2 separate regions of the Homo sapiens genome follow, and region 2 is linked to region 1. A link is an interaction called in ENCODE POLR2A ChIA-PET data of the cell type or tissue named here. Cell type or tissue: A673. All regions are shown on one strand.

Region 1 (5,000 bases):
ATACTGTATTTTGCTTAGCCACCCAACTGTTGATAGACATTGTGGTTGTTTCCGCTTTTTGGATATGGTGAATAGTGCTATGAACATTTGTTTACAAGATTTTGTTTGAACATCTGTTTTCATTTCATATGAGTGTTTACCAAGGAGTGGAATTGCTGGATCATATGGTAACTGTAAGTAGGACTTTTTGAGGAATTGCCAAACTGTTTTCCACAGAAACTGCACAATTTTATATTCCCACTAGCAACGTATGAAGTTTACAATTTCTCCACATCTGCACCAACACTTGTTATTTCCCATTTTTTAAAATAGCCATCCTAGCAGTGGAAAACAACATCTCATTGTGGTCTTGATTTACATTTCTGTAGTGACTGATGATGTTGAGCATCTTTTCATGTGCCTACTGGCCCATTGTATATCTTCTTGGAAGAAATGTCTATTTATGACTTTACTCATTTTAAAAACTGGGTTGTCATTTTGTTGTTGAGTAGTTAGGGTTTTAACATATTCTGTATACTAGTTCCTTACCTGATACAGGATTTGCAAATATTATCTCTGATTGTGTGGGTTGTCTTTTACTTTCTTGATAGTGTCCTTTCATGAACAAAAGTTTTTGATTTTGATGAAGACCAATCTGTTTTTTTCTTTTGTTGCTTGTGTTTTTGTTGTCATATCTAAGTAGCCAAAGCCAAACACTAGGTCATGAAATTTACTCCTACACTTTCCTCTAAGTTTTATAGTTTAGCTCTTACCTTTAGGTCTTTGATTAACTTTAAGTTAATTTTGTATACGGTATGAAATAAGAGTCAAACATCATTCTTTTGGGTGGGCGCAGTGGCTCATGCTTATAATCTCAGACCTTTAGGAGGCCAAGGTGGGTGGATCACTTGAGTCCAGGAGTTCAAGACCAGCCTGGGCAACATGGTGAAACCCCGTCTCTACCAAAAAAAAAAAACAAAAAAACAAAAAAAAATCATTCTTTTTATCAGAAACATTTTTATTGAGATCATGTTCATGTAATATAAAATTCACCAGTTTTAACTTTTAAAATAGTTTTTAGCATATTCACAATGTTGTGCAACTACAGCACTAATTCTGGAACATTCCATCACACCAAAAAGAAGTCCCGCTCCTAATCACTGGCAACTACTAATCTCTAATTTCGTTTCTGTCTCTGTGGATTTGCCTATTCTGGACATTTCATATAAATGGAATCATACAATATATGGCCATTGTGTCTGGCTTCTTTTATTTAGCAGAATGTTTTCAAGGTCATCCATGTTGTAGTATGTATAGCTATTTCATTTCCTTTTTATCAGTGAATAACACAGCATTACATGGATTTTTATTCATGTAATTCATCAATTATATTCATCAATTAATGAACACTTTGGTTGTTTCCACTTTTGGCTATTTTGAATAATGCTGTTATGAGAATTTACAGACAAGCTTTTAGCTAAAGATATATTTTCCTTTTGGCGGAGGTATATACCTAAGAGTAGAATTGCTGGGTCATATGGTAAGTCTACATGTAATTTTTGGGAAACTGTCAAACTATTGTTCAAACTGGCTCCATCAGTTTAAGTTACCACCAGTAATACATGAGGATTAAATTTCTCAAGAGTTAAATATCATTCTTTCATATGTGGCTATCTGGTTGCCCCAGCATATTTATTGAAAAGACTATTCTTTCTCTATTGAATGATTTTGACATACTTGGTCATCTTTGTCAAATGGCCATATATGTATGAGTCTATTTCTACACTCTCAATTTATTACATTTATATAGACATATGTCTATTCTCATATTCGTACCACATTGTGTTGATTTCTGTAGCTTTGTAGTCAATTTGAAATGTGAAAGTATGGGTCCTCCAACTTGGTTTTTTTTCAAGATTGTTTAGGCTATTTAGAATCCCTTATTATTCTATATAAATTTGAGGATCAACCTTTCCATAAATGCAAAAAAAAAGGGCTATTGAAATTTTGATAGGGATTGCAATGAATTATGTAGATCACTTTGGGAAGTATTGCTATAGTAACAACATTGTCTTCCTCAAAAGTATTCCACTGAAATGAGAGAAAACATAAGAAAAGAATAAATCCATAACCATGTTACAAAACAGAGAAGAATGGATGAGAATGGATGAGAAAATATGAGGATGAGAATGGATGAGAAATGTGAGGATTTTCTGGAAGCCAAAAGCTAATGGGATCAGAAAAAGAGAGCAATCAGAGCAGAAAAACCACAACCAAAGTAGGTGTGGCTGAGAGCTACTGAGAAGGTAGCATTCTTAAAGATTTTCAAGAAAAATTCTGGGTTAACAATCCAAGCAAAAGCCGACAGTAGACAAGCCAGCATTTGTCAAACCTGAATATGAACACAATGCACTTATTTCTTATTAAATATGGTTCTTACTAAAATACAAATTCTGAGGTGAAACCTGAGATCCTGCAGTCCTAAAAAGCTCCTCCCAGGTGATAGGAATGCTACTGGTTCACATATAACACTTTAAGTCTGAAGGACTAATCCAGTGCACATTAAAAATCACCTGGGGAGCTTTTTAAACAATGCCTCTGTGCAGGTCACAGGCCTTACCATTTAAATCAGAATATAGCAGGATGGGAACCAGGCATAGGTATTTTTTAAAGACCCAGGGTGATTCCAAAGTGCAGAACAATTTGAGAACCACTAGACAAATCAACAGTAAATTTAAAGACTACCTGATATAAGCTGACTAAGATACACTCTTCTCATCTCCCTTCTTGTGAACACAAGGCAGATACTTAGGCGATTTTCACTGTGATAAAGCTATGATAGTTATTTAAACAAAGTGGAGACCCACCAGATTAGTAGCGGCAGGAAGAAAGGAGAAGGCATGGCTCCTAATCTATATATAAGAACTGGAGAGAGAAGCAAAGCAGAAACCAAGAAAGTTGGCTCCAAATCATGACAGAGATTAGGAAAGAGGCACACACTCAAAAATGAAAGACCTTAAAATGCTTCATCTCCAGAGAAAAGCCTTCTTTACTAATACTTCTTTGCCCACTCTCCAGCCACATATATGACTGCAATTGATCCTGATGAATATATTTGTAACACATTACTGACAAAAAAATTAGTATCTAAAAAAAAGAATTGCTAAAAGAGCAGAACCCAATTTTTTAAAAAATGGGCAAAATCCAGGAATTTCTCCAAAAATGAAACACAAATGGCCTGTAAATATAACAAAAGCTGCTCAGCCTTGCTAGTAATCAAGTGAATGCAAATTAAAAGAAGGTACAATTTCATATCCACAACACTGGCAAGAAAAAATTTAATAGAAATTACGAAGTGTTGGGAAGGATATGAAGCAACAGGAATTTTCATTCTTTACTGCTGACTATGGAAATTGACACAATCATTTTGGAAAACAGTGTAGCTTTACTTAGTAAAACTGAACTTCTTAATATCTTATAATCCCACATTCCATTGTTAAGAATATGCCTTACACTCCAGCCTGGGCGACAGAGCAAGCAGAGCAAGACTCTGTCTCAAAGAAAAAAAAAAAAAAAGAATATGCCTTACAGAAACTTTTGTCTAAGTGTGCCAGTAGAAATGTACAAAAATGTTCATGGCAGCAAAATTTATAGTAGCAAAAAGCTGGAAATAACCTTTATGCCTACTGAGAGAAGATACAGATGGGAATAATTATAATGAAAATGATGATAAGTAGCTTTGAAGCTATTATTATTTGCCAAGCAATATTCGAGAACTTTATACATATTATCTCATTTAATTCTCACAACTATATGAGATAACACAATTGTTATCTTCATTTTAAAATGAAAAAAAAAAACTGAACAGAGAGAATTACAGACATGCCCAAAGCATTAATTGGTTGAGTCATCATTTAATCCAAAGCCCGAACTCTTTTTTTTAATTCAACTGTTATTTTGGATACGGGGGCACATGTGCAGGGTTATTACATGGGTATATTGCATCCAGGTACTGAGTATAGTACCCAATATTTAGTTTCTCTGTCCACACCTCTCTACTGCACTCCCTCCTCTAGTAGTCCACAGTGTCTACTGCTCGCATGTTTATGTCCATGTGTGCTCAAAGTTTAGTTCCCACTTGTAAGTGTGAACACACAGTATTTGGTTTTCTGCTGCCGCATTCATTTAGGATTATGGCCTCCAGCTCCTTTTATGTTGCTGTGAAGAACATGATTTCATTCTTTTTTATGGCTGTGTAGTATTCCGTGATGTGTATGTACCACATTTTCTTTACCCAATCCACCATTGATGGGCATCCAGGTCAACTCCATGTCTTTATTATTGTGAATAGTTTGGTGGTGAATATACAAGTACAAGTATCTTTTTGGTATAATTATCTATTTTCCTTTGGGTATATACCCAGTAATGGGATTGCTGGATTGAATGGCAGCTCTGTTTTAAATTCTTTGAGAAATCTCCAAACTGCTTTCCACAGAGGCTGAAGTAATTTATATTCCCACCAGCAGTATATATGTGGTTCCTTTTCTCTGCAGCCTCGCCAGCATCTGTTGTTTTTTGACTTTTTAATAATTGCCATTCTGACTGGTGTGAGATGGTATTTCATTGTGGTTTTGATTTGGACTTCTCTGATGATTAATGACAAACATTTTTTCATATGTTTGTTGGCTGCTTGTATGTCTCCTTTTGAAAAGGGCCTATTCTTGTCCTTTGCTCATTTTTGATGGGGTTATTGGTTTTGGCTTATCGATTTGTTTAAATTCCTGTTGCTTCTGGATATTAGACCTTTATCAGATGCACAGTTTGTAAATATTTTCTCCTATTATGTAGGTTCTGTTTACTCTATTGATAGTTTTGTTTTTCTTTTTTGCTGTAGAGAATCTCTTTCATTTAATTGGGTCCCACTTGTTAATTTTTGTTTTTGTTGCAATTGTTTTTGCAAAATTAGCCAAAAATTCTTTACTAAGACCAATGTGGGGAAGGGTATTCCCTAGGTTTTTTTC
Region 2 (5,000 bases), 180 kb after region 1:
GATTTATTGTAGTTTTCACATATATGAATGTGTATGTTCTTTTGATCTCCCAGAACAGTGATGTTTGTTCATTTCAGCCATCAGTTCTGAGATGAAAAAAAGAGAGAGAGAGAGAAATTTTTTTTTAGATGCCAAAGCTTGCCAAGAATAAAATGCACGGGGAAATCTGCTTGTTTTCTAAAGGAAAGAGAGAATTTTTTTTTAAAGTAGATTTTAATCTGTTCTAGTTCAAAGCCCAAATTAAAACTCCCAAAAGAAGAGTCTTTAGAAATCCTGGCCACCTCAAAGGTGGCCCGGGTGACCAGCGACGAAAACAAATAGAAAGCTTTTTCCCACCGGCTTGGTATTTAGGAAAGGTGCCGTGGGCAGGCCCCGAGCCCTAAGCCTTAAAACGCACAGCGGAGCCAGCTGTTGCTGATGTTAGCGCTGCTAGTACCCTAGCCTTGCATGGCGGGAGAATGTGAGAGGGTGGGAGAGATGTCTGTGCCGCCCGCCTCGCCCCCAGCCCCTAGGTCTCCTTACATCCGTGTTCTGGTAGGCGGTGACGGCGATGAACTGAGTCTCAGGGAAAGTGAACGTCTGCACGCGGCCGGGCTGGCTAGTGTCCTCCGTGCCGTCCTCGTTCACTTCCACCACATGCAGGCGGGGCTGGTACTTGTGCAAGGACTGTAAAACCACCATCTGTCCGGCGGGAAGAAAGGGGAGCGCCGGGTGGCGTGTTAACGCGGTCGCTGTGCGCGTGGCTGTGTGCGCCCGGCTGCGCGCCCGGGCCGGCGGAGGCAGCCTGCAGCCCGCCTTCCAGGCTAACTGACCGCGGGACTCGCCTGGCTGGCGGCTGGCTGGCTGGGGCAGACCGGCTTTCGCACCTCTGGGAGCGAAGATAAGCCGGGGCACCGGAAAAAAGGGGGAAGCCGACCGCCCGATCCTCAGGGCCCTTCTCCTAGTCCTCCTGTAAGGAGGAACAAAGATTTCCACAACCTGCAGATCTTGTGGGGTTTCTTCTCAAAATCAATCAGTATTAGTACTTGGGAAGGTCGGGCACTCCAAAATTGGGCCGACGGAGGTGTTGCCAATGAGAACAACTTTACAGATTTAATATAAATTTGGAGGGTGGAAATACAATTTTTAAGTCTTTTTAATGAAGCAAAGAAACGTGTATCCAGTTCCATATGCTGCTTTACACTGACGAACTGGATGTCAGGGAGGAAGGGGTGAGAGAGAGAGAAAACACGAGCGCTTGAGCCACTGACCTGCCCATTGTTATTTGAAGCTCCTTTGTTGTTCGTAAGTTTTAATTTTCCAAAAGAGATTTCTTGGCGCATCCAGTGAGCCCCAGTGTTGGGGGAATCCGGATGCATATAGACCCGATTTCCTAGAGAAAGAAATACATTGTTTACATATGCCCCTGGCACTGCCCAGTCCCAGCTCCTCACCACGTAGGACACACACACACACACACACACACACACACACACATACACACACCTTACTCCACCATGAAGCCCATTAACTGGGGCTTTTTTAGGCCATTCTTTCTTCCTATTAACTGGGGGTGATTAAAATAGCTTTTGCATAATCCTCCCCCTTCTCGCAGCTCAGTCTGTCCCCCTGTCCCCCTCGTTTCCTTTTAGAAGTCATTGGCCGATCGTTTTAAAAGTCGCTCGAGCCAGTCCACAAAGGCTTTAATTAATCATTCTCACCTAAATAAGTGTCAAGAAAATGTGTTAATTGGAAGGACTTGCCTTGCACATTGGTGTCCGCTTTGCCGCAAGGAACCCATTTGCCTCCTTGAAACCTCCAGTGATTGGGATCCGCCAAAATCACATCCACAAAAATATTGTAATGAGCCGTGGGATCGAGACCAGAAATGTTAAAACTTAAAAAAGGAAACATGCGCCTATTTAAATTAAGGGGTGGGGGGAGAAAACAAGGAAAAAAGAAACATAAATGTTAAAGATTAAATGCAAGAAGCGGGGCGCCAGTTAGCAAAGCAAAACTTGTACTTGCAGCAAATAGGCGAATATTTGCTGGATTAGAAAAAGGGTGGTGGGAGAAGAAAAGAAGTGCAACCCAAATCAGGGAGAGCGGCGGGTGAGCTGGAGTGGGAAGGTGGCAGTTATCACTGCCCAGGTGGAGAGCGAGGTTGGCGACCTGCGTCTCCACCTGTCCGTGCATGCCAGTGTTGATGCGTCCCTCCCATCGCCCAGCCGCTGGCCAGGGCTCTTCCTTTTTCTTGCCTTCCTCTGGCCACTGACTGGCTCTCCCACTATGTTCCTAGAACGGGGTCCCCCCCACCAACATCACCCTGGCGGTTATCCCTTCCACTTTCCCCCTTTCCAAAACTAGCCAACTCTAGGGCGCCTTCCACTCCGCTCCCGACCCCAAATCGTCGCTGCCGCGGCAGTCACAGCCTAGGTGCACTTGTCCCCGGCTGCGCCTAGAGCAGCGGCAGCCAAAAATGTAGTATTACCTTCCCTGTTTGGTGATGATCATCTCCGTTTGGTGCCGGTGAAATTTCAGCCAAAGGGGCCTGTTGCACAGGTACACCTGTGCTTTGCCGGGCACCAGCCCCGGCTGGGTGGAGGAGAACTGGTAGAACGGAGCTCCTTGGTAGGAGTGGCCGTACTGCTGTGGGTAGGGGTAGCCGGCCGTGGGGTATCCCTGCGGCGAGGAGTTGGACAGGAGGCTGTTGTAGGCTCCGTTGGTGATGACCGGGTGGTGGGCCATGTAGCGGCTAGGGCTGCCGATGGAGAAGGCGGGGTGCGCCGGTCCGTGCTGGCCGGGGTACGGGAACATGGCACTGGGAGCAGTGGCCGCAGACTGTGGCTGGCTGGACTGAGAGAGGAGGTAGCGATCTGCAGCAGAGCCATCGAAACTGTGACGAAGCTCAGAGACCCCGTCCAAGACAGGAGAGAGTTTACTTCTCTGGACGTCCCCTGGTGAGTCCTTGGAGTCAGGAAAATTGTCTGTATCTGACTGATTCGTCATCCCCCTGGTAATTTTTTTCAAAGGTGAACTTCTCTCCAGGTTGTCAGTGGTCGAGATAATGGGATGATCGTGCAAGACAAGCTCGGATCCGCCTGAATGTGGGTAGCTGCTGCTCACATTGAGAAATTTCTTGGAGAGCATGATAGAAGGAGAAAGGCAGTGCTCCAGCTGCATAGCTCTAGAACCTGAACACTCGCCCTCCCGTCCCTGGTTTTTAAAGTCCTATTTATCATAAACTAGAAATCCACAGACCCCCTCACTAGACAGAAAGCACTTCAACCAGCAAATGCTTCTCAAAGGTTTGATTTACTTTTTTTTTTCCCTGGGAGAAGAGATTGGCCAATTGACACTATGCAGCAATCAGAAAAGGCTCACTTTTGATCTTGCTGCTTGTGCAGCCGATGAAACGGCTCCTGCCATTGGTTAGCTGCTGACAGTAATTTAATTAGATAGACATTAATTAGGATAATCACCTGGCTCCTGGTAGCGACGATCATGGCAAATTGAAGGGGATGATTTTATTGTTGGCTTGGGGGGTGGGGAATGTGTGTTGGTTTACGTGAGCACTGTTGTGTCACCTTTAAGCTCTGTGACCACTGCTTTAGGAAGATTCAAAGATGTGGAATTTACTAAACATTTCCTACCTTCCCCCCCTTCCCCCCTTTAGAGCGGAGGGGCGGAGGAGGGAATTCGACGATGCTAGGAGACTTTTCGGATCTGAATGAGCCAAATATTCAGTTGAATGTAACGATTTCAAGTGCAAAGTATACAAAGCGCGAGCCGGTGGCCTCTTCTCGCCCTGTAAAAGTTCCAGAGTCTGTCTTTTCCAGCTAATACAAAAGCACACAACACCTGAGCTGGTGCTTTGTGAGCAGATCCTACATGTCCTCGGCGCCCCCACCCCCACCTTTTAAACTGCAAACATAAATAAATAAATCCCTGCTGCTGAGAGCCACAGCGACAAGCAGAAGGGGGGAGGAGAGGGGGCGAAAAGCAGCAACTCACCCACCAATCCACCCACCTCAGGAAGGTTCGGTTTCTTGGTTGAGTACAGAAACAGTGACAATCTATGATCTCCTTTTTAAGTTTTGAAATAATCATAAGCTGTCGGGCTGAAATGCCTTAATGTATTTGCAGTGATGTTTACCGGCTCTTTATTAAATATTTTATCAGCGCACTTGGTTGCAGATTATCTGAAGAACATCTAACTGGGGGCAGGCGCCATGCATCCTTCTCGTCCCTCTGCATTTCCTTCTCTCTGAGGTACTGGCTTGGCGACAGGTTCAAAAGCCTCGCCAGGAAAAGAGAGGGCCGAGTCCCCGTGCAAATGGGCTCGTCAGAAGCGCTGATCTGGGGAGACAGAGTGGAAGTGGTGTCAACACAGTAATCGCTACTGAAAACGTGTGTGTGTGTGTACGTGTGTGTGTTTAATGTTTATATAATCTGGAGGGGAGAAAAAGCATCCATGCCAATAATTTTTAAAAGGAAAAAGAATCTAAAGAGGAATAGAAAAAAACCAATTTAAAAAGATGTTGGCACAAATAAATAGCACGAGGCCCGAAGAGACCCCGAGGTGTAGGGAGGAAGTCTCCCAGCACCGGCTCTACAGAGGAGCCCAGCCCTCGGCCTGAGCCAGAGGGCCAAGAGCGGCAGAGGCTTTTTATCTGCCCAAAGCTGCCTCCCGCGGCCCGGCGCTCGCTGACCTGCCCTCCCGCGGCTTTCCTCCCGGACGCCGAGCCGCGCGGGAATGAGCAGGAGGAGCGCCGCCCAGAGCTCCGCTCGGCCCCGAGAGCTGGCCGGCCCGAGGGCGGGCTCCGCCCGGGAGACTGAAGGAGCAAGGGGTGAGCTGCGTCTGGCGCAGACCCCAGGGGCACACGCTCTTCCCGGGCTGGAGGAGCGGCCTGGGCACCTCAGCCGGGGGAGCCTCTGGCTTCGAGCGAGCGCGTCTGTCCTACCCGGGCCGGGGCAGCTCCCGGAGTGAGAGCAGCGCCTGGGGACATTGGGTGGGTCCT

Evidence for each region. ChIA-PET counts read pairs that join two places held together with the same protein. Peaks named below come from ENCODE experiments on the same cell type or tissue, not always from the same donor. Only the 100,000 strongest peaks of a DNase experiment are listed, where the experiment ranks them.
Region 2: POLR2A ChIA-PET joins it to region 1 with 5 read pairs; 2 of 35 experiments call an interaction of 5 or more read pairs at or near these places.

What each region holds. Positions count from the first base shown.
Region 1 is chr2:161,598,420-161,603,419 of GRCh38, reverse strand. No RefSeq gene overlaps it. Among named protein-coding and RNA genes, the nearest start is that of SLC4A10, 23 kb to the left of the region's middle. In A673, no CTCF peak of the experiment used is centred here; no DNase peak of the experiment used is centred here; H3K27me3 peaks cover 490 bases.
Region 2 is chr2:161,414,573-161,419,572 of GRCh38, reverse strand. It overlaps TBR1 (T-box brain transcription factor 1), which reads right to left and starts at 3,276. Exons shown (of 6, transcript NM_006593.4): 1 at 2,471-3,276; 2 at 1,743-1,897; 3 at 1,251-1,372; 4 at 523-681. The coding sequence starts at 3,162. RefSeq lists enhancers at 2,528-3,150, 4,912-5,000 and silencers at 4,572-4,621, 4,692-4,861. In A673, no CTCF peak of the experiment used is centred here; no DNase peak of the experiment used is centred here; H3K4me3 peaks cover 855 bases.